Linked DNA regions of Homo sapiens: region 1 is linked to region 2. The links are chromatin loops, found by intact Hi-C in ENCODE. Cell type or tissue: chondrocyte. All regions are shown on one strand. Links, peaks and the distances in the headings refer to the core of each region. The heading gives the core; the rest is flanking DNA.

Region 1 (5,953 bases), core at 1,561-4,060, 54 kb after region 2:
AAAAAACTAAAAATAAAAAACAAATTAGCTGAGCAAGTCCCAGCTACTTGGGAAGCTGAGGCAGGAGGATCTCCTGAGACCAAGAGGTTGAGGCTGCAGTGAGCCACGCGCATGCCACTACACTCCCGCTTGGCCAACAGAGCGAGTCCCCTTCTAAAAAAAATAATAAAGTAAGAACGCTGTACAGTTTCCAGTAGACTACTTTGTTTAAATACTTTTTTTCACATAGTGGGAATAACATTCCCCTTTCTTACAATCAGTTTGTTCTTCAAGCTTAGAAGCCTATGGAGGTAGCATAGTTGTAAGGTAAAAGGAAACCTTGGTCAATTGTAAGAATGACTATGTTGCACTTGGCTTTCTTCCTATACTTTAGAGTGGAAGAACCACTCTGAAAAATGAAGCTCTTCATTTTAAAAGCATTTAAACTGGGGATTGCCTTTACATCCTGGCTCCACCACATACTAGCTAGTTGTAGGACCCTGGACCTCGGTTTTCATCTGTAAAGTGGGGATAGTAGCAACACCTACCTCACAAAGTTGCAGTAAAGATAAATAAATGAACACTTAGAAAGTGCTTAGAGAAGTGCCTAGCACTCAGTGCCCCACAAGTATTAGTTAATGTTGATACTGGAGATAACGGTGTGGCTCTTATGTGTGCACAAGGGGGCAATCTACTCTGTTTTGACTCCAGGCTTTGCCCAGCTGGGTGAGCTAACGAGGTTTTTCACTTCTCTAAGCTACTTGTCTCTCATGTACATTTTCTTATTTAAAATGCGGGTGCAAGCAGTACAAAGCTCCTAAAGCTGATGAGCAGATTAAATGAAATAATGCACGTAAAGCATTAAACACAATGCTTCGAATATTCAGATTGCTTGGTAGGTGGTGTTCCTGCTATTGCTGCTGCTGCTACTACAAGTAATGGTACTACTGCTATTACTTCTGCCATTATTACTGTCAATATGAAACTAAGCATATTGCAAACTTATGTCATAGACATCTAGCGCTTTTTAAAAAATCAATCTAATCATGTCTAACTAAGCATTTATCAAGTATGTAATAAGTCTATCAAGTCCACACCAATCCCTCGTAGGCTAGGCATGTTTGTTTTCTCCCTGGTAGTGATTATGGATTTTAAAGAGCCAATCACCATCTCAACACACCCTTTGGAACGTATGTTATGAAGTGGGAATACAAATACTTTTTGTCCAAATGCAATTCATGAACCTCAAGTCTACTAACTGGGCAAACTTGAATCAACTGGATGTTGGGATGGAAATGCTCAGGTAACTATTCAGTTTTTCTATGGAGTTCACAGGTCCTCGCCATGAACTGTGGGCTTTAAGACTATGCAAATCTTCTACTTTGGAAGAACTGACTGGCAGGGCCAAGTGCAATCCATTTATTTTTAATATGATGAGACAGAGAAATCCTGTTAAGCTTAGGAGGGCTTGGCTGTAGCTGAGCAGGCTGACTCTAAACAAGGCAAACGCTTCCAGACAGTACAGAGGGATTTTTACTTTCTCAGACTGGCTGATTTGAAGAAACTAAATAGATGTTACTCTGTAAGAATGGGTGGAGATGAGCAGCGGGGATAGGTTTTAGCACCCAGGGTTAAATTTTTGCCTTTTGCTTTATTGCTATTTTATGCTTGGATCACAATATGAGAATCCTCGATGTTTTCTCTAGTTTTCTTTTCCTCTCCCATACTTCCAGCTTAGTTTGTTTTCCAGTTATGAGCGACTTATGGAACTGGTACACCTGGCATTTGTGTTTTCAGATTGTTTTATGTGATTATGCACTTCTATCCCACCCTATCCCCTATCTTGTCTCCCTCTAGTCTTTACTTACAACTAGTCTGTAAACGCCTGGAAGGTAAAAAGCCTATCAGCGCAGAGTAGGTCCTCAATGAATAGTTGTCCCTTAATTAGCCCTTAAGAGGCCAGCACCTGTATTTTAGTCATGACCCACTGCCAACAAGCTTGCTGTCTGAGATAGCTGGTAGCCTTGGTAAGCTAAGCAATGAATCTTCCAGTTACTTTGTGAGTACTAGGTTATCCCTTTTCCTGACTATTTGTCAATGGGCAGACAGGATCTGGATGAAGGCCTACTAAAAGAACTTCAGCGTGGCTTCTTCTCACATCTGTCCTAATGGAACACCCTGCCAGCAACAGAAATTATAACTGCCGTGAGTCACTGTGAGTCACATGGGTTGCCACGGAAACCTACTAACTATATCACCAAAGCACCTTCCATTAGCTTTGCCAAGAATGGTTCCTGAGTTTTCCTGGACTGTGAAAACAATGTGGGTGAGCCCCAAGTTTGGGGTTGCTAAGAGTCTACAATAAAAAAGTATGGCCTCAAGGATAGGAAAAAAAATGAGAAAATAAGGTTATTCTAGTTTTTGGATCTCCTGAGTAAATGGCAACAATTGTGACAACTTGTTGGGTTCATTTTGTGATATCAATGAATGCCTATGGAGAGGAGGTTGAGGCCTCAAAACTAATTTTCTCTAAGTCAAATTCAAAGCCAAGTCTCTGGGGTGAAAAGTGAATACATTAACCTATTCCATTTTAAATGATTGCAATAAACACTTTTTAAAATGGATGCAAAAGATTAGTTCTCAAAGAAATATTTTGATTTGTGCTAAAATATTTTACTATTGAGAACTAAATCTTTTTATAAATAACACAGTGCTTTAATTTTATATTGTAGGTATTAGCCTGCTACAATCAAACATTTGAAAATGTACTAGATTACCTTTTAATGGCTATTCACGTTAACTGAAAATATTTCCGAAGATTCAGAGGCGTATCTTGTTTGGGTTTTTATTGGGGAAAATTAACAACTCAAGTTGGGAGTAAACTGACACATTTTCCTGACTGCTTCCACTGAGTAACCTGCACCTTTCAGAAGCCTGTATCTGTCCCTCAGTGTGGGAGAAAGCAGGCAGGGCAGGCTAGGACAAGAGGTACAAGGACTGTAAACAAGGATGAGAACAGAAGGAAGCAGCAATGGTCTGATGCCTCTGGAAACGGTTCAGGGGCCTACCAGATATCTTTTGGGTCTGTGTTGTGGTGGCTGTCTGATATATGTCCTCTGAGGTTAGGACTCCATGATGCTAAACTTTCCAGTAGCTGGAAAGAGCTAGGATGATTTGTTGCATCTTTTCACCTCCATATTTATCCTCTTGTAACGTTGTAGCAAATGCAGAACTATCCAAGAAGAATTAGACTAAGAATTCAGGAGTGAATGACTCGTTGTCCTTGGCAAATAATAAAAACCAACACAGCAGCTGATTCCGAAAATGATACTTATCTGCATGGTGGCTATTTCAGCAGGAAAGAGACCAGAACAAACTTGTGAAACACCAAAGCAAAGCAATCTTGAAGGGGTCCAACCAAATACATGTGCTATATAATCCCCAGGAAAATTAAATTGCAATTCCACACCACAGTGTAAAATTGATCTAATATTAAAAACTCTCTTTTATGTTTGCACACCAAAAACCAACAGCAACATTTCCTATCAACAATTGAAGAACATCACAAATATAAGAATTCCTTGAACAATTTGGGCACGAGAAACACTAGAAATTCCAAAGCTTGTCTTCTCCCACTGGCCAACTAAACAGAAAACAAACACTTAAGGTACCCTTCTCAGAAGCTTAGGAGAAACTGAGTTCTCCAAAGACTATGTCCATGGGCTCCTCTGAAGCTTAACAGTCAAATTTCCCTTCATGGGAATTTCTGCCTCAAGTCACCCAAAACATTTATTTTTTTTAAAAGAAACAATACCTGTGCTTTCCAGATAACAAGGTGGACTAAAATACTATCTGGTGTCACAACTATTCAGGCTCATTTTGCAGTATGTGCACCTCTGTCTTGTGTACCTGTGAGCTGACACTCTGGTCTGATAATATATTCTGCAGCTGTACATATTAATTTGTAAGTTGAACAATCTCTCCGTGAGGGCAGTTAGGAAACCAAGATTGAAATTGCTAATGTCGGGTGACTTCAGCTGTCGATGATTATGTAGTCAAGTCTTGACTAAGGTTTCCAGAACCCTGGCTAAAAATGGAAGTTTTGAGACGGTACAAAAATGAATTCATACACTTCACTGATAGTGAAACTTTTTGAAGAACAGATGTCAAGATGATTTAAGAGGAGCTGGAATTTAACATCTTAAAAAAAAACGTATAGGCAAGTTAGGACAGTTCAGTTTTCAAGAAAAATCCAACAAATGCTAAAGAAGAAGTAATTTGGGTGACTGTTATTAGAGAAAAAACTGACTGATTGTCTTTCTCCTCACAAGCTGTGGGCCCTGTGGAGATGCTAAGATCAGAAATACGATGGGCTGTCTGCTGAGCTGGGTGACAAAAACAATCTCCATGTTCAAGTGGCATGGAGGACTTCCACTAACATGTAACTTGGACAATTCAATTTCTCCTTGGCATATGTAAAGTTTTGTGTCAACTGTGTTTTCAGGTGCTATTCTTTCCAATTTTGTCATTCGGCCATTTTTTATTCTGGGCCCTCTCCCCCAATCATGAAAGTAAACATCAACCAAAACAATATCATTTCTGATCCAAATCTTTCTGTCCATTATATAAAAGGAGCTTTAAGTCTTTCTACATTGACTTCAAGCTTAATGCCTAAGAATTTTCTTGCTGATTTTCACAGTTAGAAAGGCACTCAAAGTCCACCCTGTGTGGCTATATCTTGATTTTGCATTAAAGCCAGTATAGCTGATGAAATTCTTTAAGCCTTTGTGGAAAGACCCACCTGGTTCAAGTGTCTGTTTTTAGAACACCAATTTTTCCTCTCTAGCCACCACTCTCATGCTGTCATCTAAGTCCCTCCATGAATTTAAACTCAACCACAGGTTATTGTTTCTGCAATAGCCCAAGAAAATTATTCTCAGGGATGACAGTTCCTCGAATGTCTCTCTTTATATGGACTGTCTGTATACTAGGTAACATCTAGATTTCTGTCTATGTTATCTTATTAGTTGGGATGTACTCTTCATGTCCAGTGGAGCTGAAGTAGTGGTTTTGTTCACTTATCTAAGAGCCAAGTCATAATGCAAACAGTCAGTAGCTTTCTGTACATTGCCAGGTGGCCAGGAGTCCATACCCCAAACCACCATAAACAGTAGGCACAATCATCAGCCCCTGTTGGGGAGAGGCCCAGGACTGAGCTAGCAGAAAGACTGAATTACTTACCACCTCTAGAGTGGGTCCCTCCGGGCCAGGGACGAGCTCATGGGCAAGGCTGTGCAAGGAAGCGCTCTGTACCATGCCTGCCCTGCGGATATACAGAGGACTTCAGTCTCCTGCACTGTCAATCTCTCAGTCATCATGAGCTCAATTATGCACCGACAACAGCAAGAACAAGAACAACAACAACGACAAAACAACCCCCAAAAAGCTAAGGGTCACAGACTACCCTGATGGAGGGACAGCCAACTGGAACTGTGCATTGAGAGATGGAGGTGCCATCCGGATCATGTGTCTAGTACGGGCCTGACCTTTTCATTGTTCCTCAAGCAAACATTCCATTGAAGGCCATGAGAGAGCCACGTGGAGAGACTGCAGGACAGGGCCCTCAGAGTCAGGCAACTTCTCATCCAATTTGACGTTTTTTGGTTTTTTCTTTTTTTTTTTTTTCATTTTTGTTTTCTACAAATACAGATAGACAGACAGACAAACCCAAGAGCAGATTTCAAGAATCAACTGAGGCACAAGATAAACTACTTTGATGTAATACAGATGTTTTCCCCCAAACGTTTCACATGAAATAAAAAAATTTAAAGTGTAATTAGGAAAAATTGGGGGATACATCCTTGTTGTCCCTGTATTGTGCCATAAATATCTCCACTGCTTGCCTTAGAAGAATGCCCAAACATATCTCATAGGTAGCACGTATCCGTGGTCTAAAATAGTCATCAAATTCTAA
Region 2 (5,953 bases), core at 2,057-4,556:
TTGAAATTTGGGGGCCCTATTTTTACCACAGAAACACAGGAGCAAAGGGTGAACTCTGTACTGAGTTTTGAAGGCAGCAAGGTCTGAGGAAGCAACTGCGCAAAAGGCAGAACGTGACAGTGAGAATTCCTCTTGGAGAACATCCTATCCATAGACTCCCCCGGAGGGACTGCCTGCAGAACTGTCATTGGCCAATTTCAATGCGTGTTACAGATTCATAGCACAGTGGATGATGAGCTATATTAATCAGGAAGGAAGGAAGAAAGAGTAAAGAAAAAATACACACACACACGCACATACACACATACAGACAGAGAGAGAGAGAGAGAGAGAGAGAGAGAGAGAAAGAGGGAGAGAGAGAGAAACCTAAAACTGTGAGCTTCTTCTCAGCCTGGTCTTCATTAAGAACTTCAAACCTGGCGATGGGCAGATTTGCCCTGTGGTGGGAAGGAGGCCTCAGTTCATCCAGTTCTTGATAACAGTTGCTAAGCCCAAGTTTGGGCAGGACTGTTCCAGAGGCTGGGCCTGGCTATGTCAGGGTGTTGCTGTGGGTATGGGGGAAAAATAGAGAGGCAGCTAGGGATAAGAGGTGCTCAAGAAGTCTGCTGTACTCTTGGCAAGCCAAACTCTGGTTCTTAAAACTAAGAAGTCATAGAGAAGTGAATGGGGCTTGTAACCGAGGGCAATTTTTAATTATCAGTTAGGAATAGACTACTACAGGCCACAGATAAGGTGTTAAACAGATGTTCTTTTAATAGTTATCCATATCTTTCTTTTCTTGGCCAGTAACACTTAGCTTGGCTGGTTTTCTTCTCCTGTGTTGCTGGAGGTGGGGCAGAGGTGACTGGGGACTCTAAGAATCTGACAGTAACACCATCCTCAGAAACAGTGATGGAGTAATGCTTGGGTACCAGCATTCAAGACTCAATCAACTTTGGCCAAGGCCAAGGGCAACCTCTGCTACATTGCTCTCTGCTCTGACCCCTGCCTACCCACACAGCCCCTACAGATACATGTAGCAGGTGGTGACACAGATCCCATACACGCACATCTTGAAGCCCGTCCTTTGTGTTCAGTATTGCACCCCAGGCACCTGGCACACAGCAGTGCCCCAAAAATGTGTCAAATGTTGGATGACTGGATTAAAATATTAGGAGGCAGGATACCTACTTTATGTTATAGTTGCCCCTACCAAATTTCAACTCACTATAAAATATGTGAACACAACTTAAAAAAAAAGTATTTATTCTCCAGGAGCTTTATAAGAGGCAGGATACATAGGTAACATGTTCTTTATACTTTGATGACAAAAAGAAAAATGAATGTATTTTCTCATTTCAGGATAGGAGAAAGTCATCCTTCTTTTGAGTTTTACCTCTTAAAGATAATCCCCTTCTCACTCTCCAAATGTCACTTTCCAACATTTCTATGTTATGGGAATAGGTGATTTCTTTGTAACTTTTCCTGCCTTGCCATTTCTCCAAATCTTGCTAATCTGCTGGGTTTGAAGCTCATGCATTTGTTTTTCCCATCTGCCTTAACACCTCCTTGCTGACACATGCCCAAAGGTGCTCAGCATAAAAAGGGAGTGGTCTTCACAAACATAAACTAGGTGTTCCCTGTTCAAATGCAAACTTGACAGGTATTCTCACAGGGAATACTGGCACCTTTCCCTCAACAGCTGTACAAAAGGTTAAAACTTGTTCCTGGCAAACACAGTTACACTAATGCATCCTACATGGATTGTCCCTTCTTGTGCTTCACTAAGCTCTAATTGCAATCATGTTGGACATCAACTGCTTACTGTAATGTTTCATAATGTAAAGTGCACTCCAGGATTCAGTGGTGCTTTCTTCGAGTTAAAGCATGATCGTGGTAACGAAATGACTACAAAAATTGACACACATTCTTCAATGGATCATCTTTCTTTGGAGACAAAGACAAGTTGTGACTCCTCCTATTATTGAGGATTGAATTTAGTTTTATGCACTGTCAGCAGCCACCTCAGCTGCATTTGAACAATTTGGGGACAAACTATCTTGGGGCTACAAATATGGCAACCCATAGTCACAGATGATGTATCATGATGATGCCTTTTACGTCAGTTCATAATCATCAGGGCTGAGGAAATTTTGTTTTGCTTTGTTTCCTAAAATCTTTTAAAATTTTATTGCATAAGAATATCATAACATATAAGTCAACTGAGAAATTTAGTAGTAATCCTGTAACACTAAACACATTAGCTGCTTCCCTCCTTCCCCTCATCTCATAGCATTGAAATCTGTCTGCATACAAGCGGGAGTTCTGCCTACAAGTTGGTCCCCACATTTTCTGTATTGCCACTTTATCATAATGAGTCATAATGTATTATCACACAAGGATCATCCATCTTGACCACTTCACTGTGGCTCAGGAGCTGTGAGGTCCACCAAACCACTCAAGATTTCAGGGCTTTATGCTTTTAAGATCCAGAACCACAGGCATTGTTTGAGGCACTTTCTGCAGAAGGTGTACCGCATCTTTGCCTGCTTTTGCAGGCCTCAATGGACAGACAGCCGTAGTTCACTAGGCTGATTCTCTCTGTTCATTTATTCAGGTTTCCAAGAGCTCCATCCACCTTCTCTGACGTCTTCCCCAGTCATTCCTGCCCCTAAGATTCTTCCTGTCCCTTCAACTCCTGAAGGTCCCACGGTCAGCATCTCTCACTATCTCCTTTTGTAGCTAAAGTATAGATGCTTCGTTACCCTAACCAAACTCTGTTGCTTTAGAGTGAGGAATCTACTTTAGACTTCTTTGGAGTCCCAGGATATCTGGTGCACAGTAAGTATTAATGCATATTTACAGATGGATCTGAATAATATTTTTGAGATAACCATCAAATGGAAAGTAAGTGAAAATAACATAGAAAATGTGAAAGGGAAAAAGACCTCATGGTATTAGCTCAAATAAGGACAGGGACCACATCTCATCCCTTAAGTGACTTAATCTCTCTGTGCTTCAGTTTCCACATCCAAAAAATTGAAATCATAATAGAACCTACTTCATAGGCCGTCATGAGGATCAAATGAGTTCTTATGTGTTAAGTGGTTAGAACAGTGTCTGGCATGCAGCAAATGGTACGTATTTTTAAATGAAAATAAAAATTAAGTAACATGGTAATGTCCAAATCTAGGGTAGTACCTGCCACAGAGTAGCTGCTCAATAAAGGCTGAACTCAATTACTGTCTGTTTTGTGACACTTGCACCAGCATGGACCTGGGAGGGAGCAGCAGCTGGGACCAAGGGGCTGGCTGGTGACAGTATCTTCCAGGAGAAGTGTTTGGGAAAGCAGTAAGCTCCACACTCCAGTTCAAAGGCTCTGGAAGTTACCAGGTTCTGCCACAAACTCGTTTGGCTGGAGTGCTCCCAGGTCTGGGATGTGTGGCTTTTCGGGTTAGTCCAAGGCACAGTTGCCGGGCACCCTGGCGCTGATGGCTGCTGGGGAGAGGGGGACAGCCCGGAGCTCCGCCTCCCACTAGCAGCTCAGAGCCGGCACGGAAAGTTACTGCATGTGAACGTGGCAGGAATGATGGAAAGCCCAGGGCTGCCAAGTGCTGCAATCCCGGGCTGCGTTTCTTATGCTCACAGGCACCAGCTCTTCAGGGAGTCTAGTCTATACACGCTTCCTGCGCATAACTGTATTCTTTCAGCAGTTACTATGCTTTGGCGTAGAGGGAGGAGACAAAAGTTTGAGGGAGTGGCAGTGAGGCATGAGCCAAGATCCCATACACAATGTCTTCCTTGCCCTAAGATGTTCCTAAGAAGAACTTATAATTTCACCCACTGTATTGTGTATCTCTGAACTTTCATCGAATATATATATATATATTTTTTAAGAAAATACCTCTTTATCAAGTTCAGCCCACCAGAGGCTTCCATTTGTCTATTTGCCCATCCATTTTTTAACAAACATCTCCTAAGCATCAATTATCTGTCAGCTACCCAACTAGGCCCTGGAAACCCAGAGAAGCTCATAGTCCACTGCGGAGCCAGAGAGTAAATTGTTGCTATATAACATGAAGGGCTATAACCGGGGCACACACAGAGAGCTACCTGGCAGAGAATTATTTCTGCCAGGTGGGGACAGCAGCCTGCACAGGCTTGCAGGGGTGCCTTGTTAGAGCTGGGCTTTGAAGAATGACTCCAGTGGGGAGGTCACCAGGTGAACAAGTGGCCTAATTAGGCTATGATGTACATTTATCATCTTTGTCCCACACCTGCTTTTTAAGCGAGGCTTTAAAAATACAAAAACAGATTGTGGGTTGGGGAACAGTATTGTATCAATGTTACATTCCCTGATTATGATCATTGTACTGTGGTCATGGAAGAGAAAGACTATGTTCCTAGGAAATCTACACTGAAAAAGAGTAAAGGGTGGGGGCCGGGCGCAGTAACTCACACCTGTAATCCCAGCACTTTGGGAGGGCGAGGCAAGCAGATCACCTGAGGTCAGGAGTTCGAGACCAGCCTGGCCAATACGGTGAAAACTCATCTCTACTAAAAATACAAAAATTAGCCGGGCGTGGTGGCAGGCACCTGTAATCCCAGCTACTCAGGAGGCTGAGGCAGGAGAATTGCTTGAATCCGGGAGGCGGAGGTCGTGGTGAGCCAAGGTTGCACCGTTGCACTCCAGCCTGGGCAACAGGAGTGAAACTGTGACTCAAAAAAAAGGAAAGCGGAATGTTCCCTCCATGTAGTACCCATAGTATGTGTATACTCCCTCTATAATAGTATATATAACAGTATTTATACATGGGGATGAGAATGATAAGCAAGTAGAGCACAAGGTTAATAATTAGTGAATCTGGATAAAGGGTGGGTGGGAGTTAGTTATGCTACACTTGCAACTTTTCTATAAGTTTGAAATTATACTAACACAAAATGTTAACAAAAATGTATAAAATACAAAAGATACTAAATCAGCTTCTAAAATACCAAGATGCAGGCTGGGCGTGATGGCTAACACCTGTAATCCCAGCACTTTGGGAGGCTGAGGTGGGCAGATTGCTTGAGCTCGGGAATTTGAGACCAGCCTGGGGAACATGTGAAACCCCGTCTTTACTAAAAATACAAAAATTAGCTGGGCATGGTGATGTGTGCCTGTAGTCCCAGCTACTCAGGAGGCTGAGATAGGAGAACCACCTGAGCCTGGGAGGTGGAGGTTGCAGTGAGGCGGAGGTTTCAGGGAGACAAGACTGCATCACTGCACTCCAGCCTGGGTGATGAGCCAGACCCGGTCTCAAACAAACAGAAAGAAATACAATACCAAGATACCAATGCCTTTTATTACCATCATTCTGAAAAGGATCAGCAATTTTAAAACATAATTTTAAAACAATTATTTTTTGAGGTGCAGTCTCGCTGTGTCACCCAGGCTGGGGTGCAGTGGCAAAATCTTGGCTCACGGCCACCTCCACCTCCTGGGCTCAGGTGATTCTTCCATCTCAGCCACCTGAGTAGCTGGGAGTACAGGCATGCACCACCACACCTGGCTAATTTTTGTATTTTTAGTAGAGATGGGGTTTCACCATATTGGCCAGGCTGGTCTCGAACTCCTGACCTCAGGTGATCCACCCGCCTCAGTCTCCCAAAGTGCTGGGATTACAGGCATGAGCCACTATGCCCGGCCATGTCATAATCTTTGATTGCAAGGTTGCAGCTACCCAGTGAGACCCTGGAAACCCTGAGGAATGCCGTGTCTTCCCTGTGTCTTGCCTCACTTATTCACTCCCTTCTTTTTTTCCCTGAAACCTTGAAATTTACAGTGTAAAAGAGCCAGGATAGCAGTGAAGCCCACCACAGGTGTGCTCTGCAAAGTCCCTGAAAGAGGAGGGCCCAAAAGATGTTGCTTGCCTCTCTGCAGTGTAGGGACCCCCAGGAATCTGGAGAGGGGTCAGTCTAAAATATTTAAAAT

The links. A loop is a pair of places that touch in the nucleus more often than their neighbours do. Peaks named below come from ENCODE experiments on the same cell type or tissue, not always from the same donor. Only the 100,000 strongest peaks of a DNase experiment are listed, where the experiment ranks them.
Region 1: a loop joins it to region 2, with 4 times the contacts of the local background. A loop is called at or near these places in 4 of 110 quality-filtered maps.

What each region holds. Positions count from the first base shown.
Region 1 is chr15:60,671,931-60,677,883 of GRCh38, forward strand. The region is part of intron 2 of RORA (RAR related orphan receptor A); the gene reads right to left. Among named protein-coding and RNA genes, the nearest start is that of RORA-AS2, 6.7 kb to the right of the region's middle. In chondrocyte, for the core only: no CTCF peak of the experiment used is centred there; no DNase peak of the experiment used is centred there.
Region 2 is chr15:60,617,348-60,623,300 of GRCh38, forward strand. All of the region lies in intron 2 of RORA (RAR related orphan receptor A), which reads right to left. The region is part of intron 5 of RORA-AS1 (RORA antisense RNA 1); the gene reads left to right. Among named protein-coding and RNA genes, the nearest start is that of RORA-AS2, 61 kb to the right of the region's middle. RefSeq lists an enhancer at 2,954-3,454. In chondrocyte, for the core only: no CTCF peak of the experiment used is centred there; a DNase peak (open chromatin) is centred at 3,485.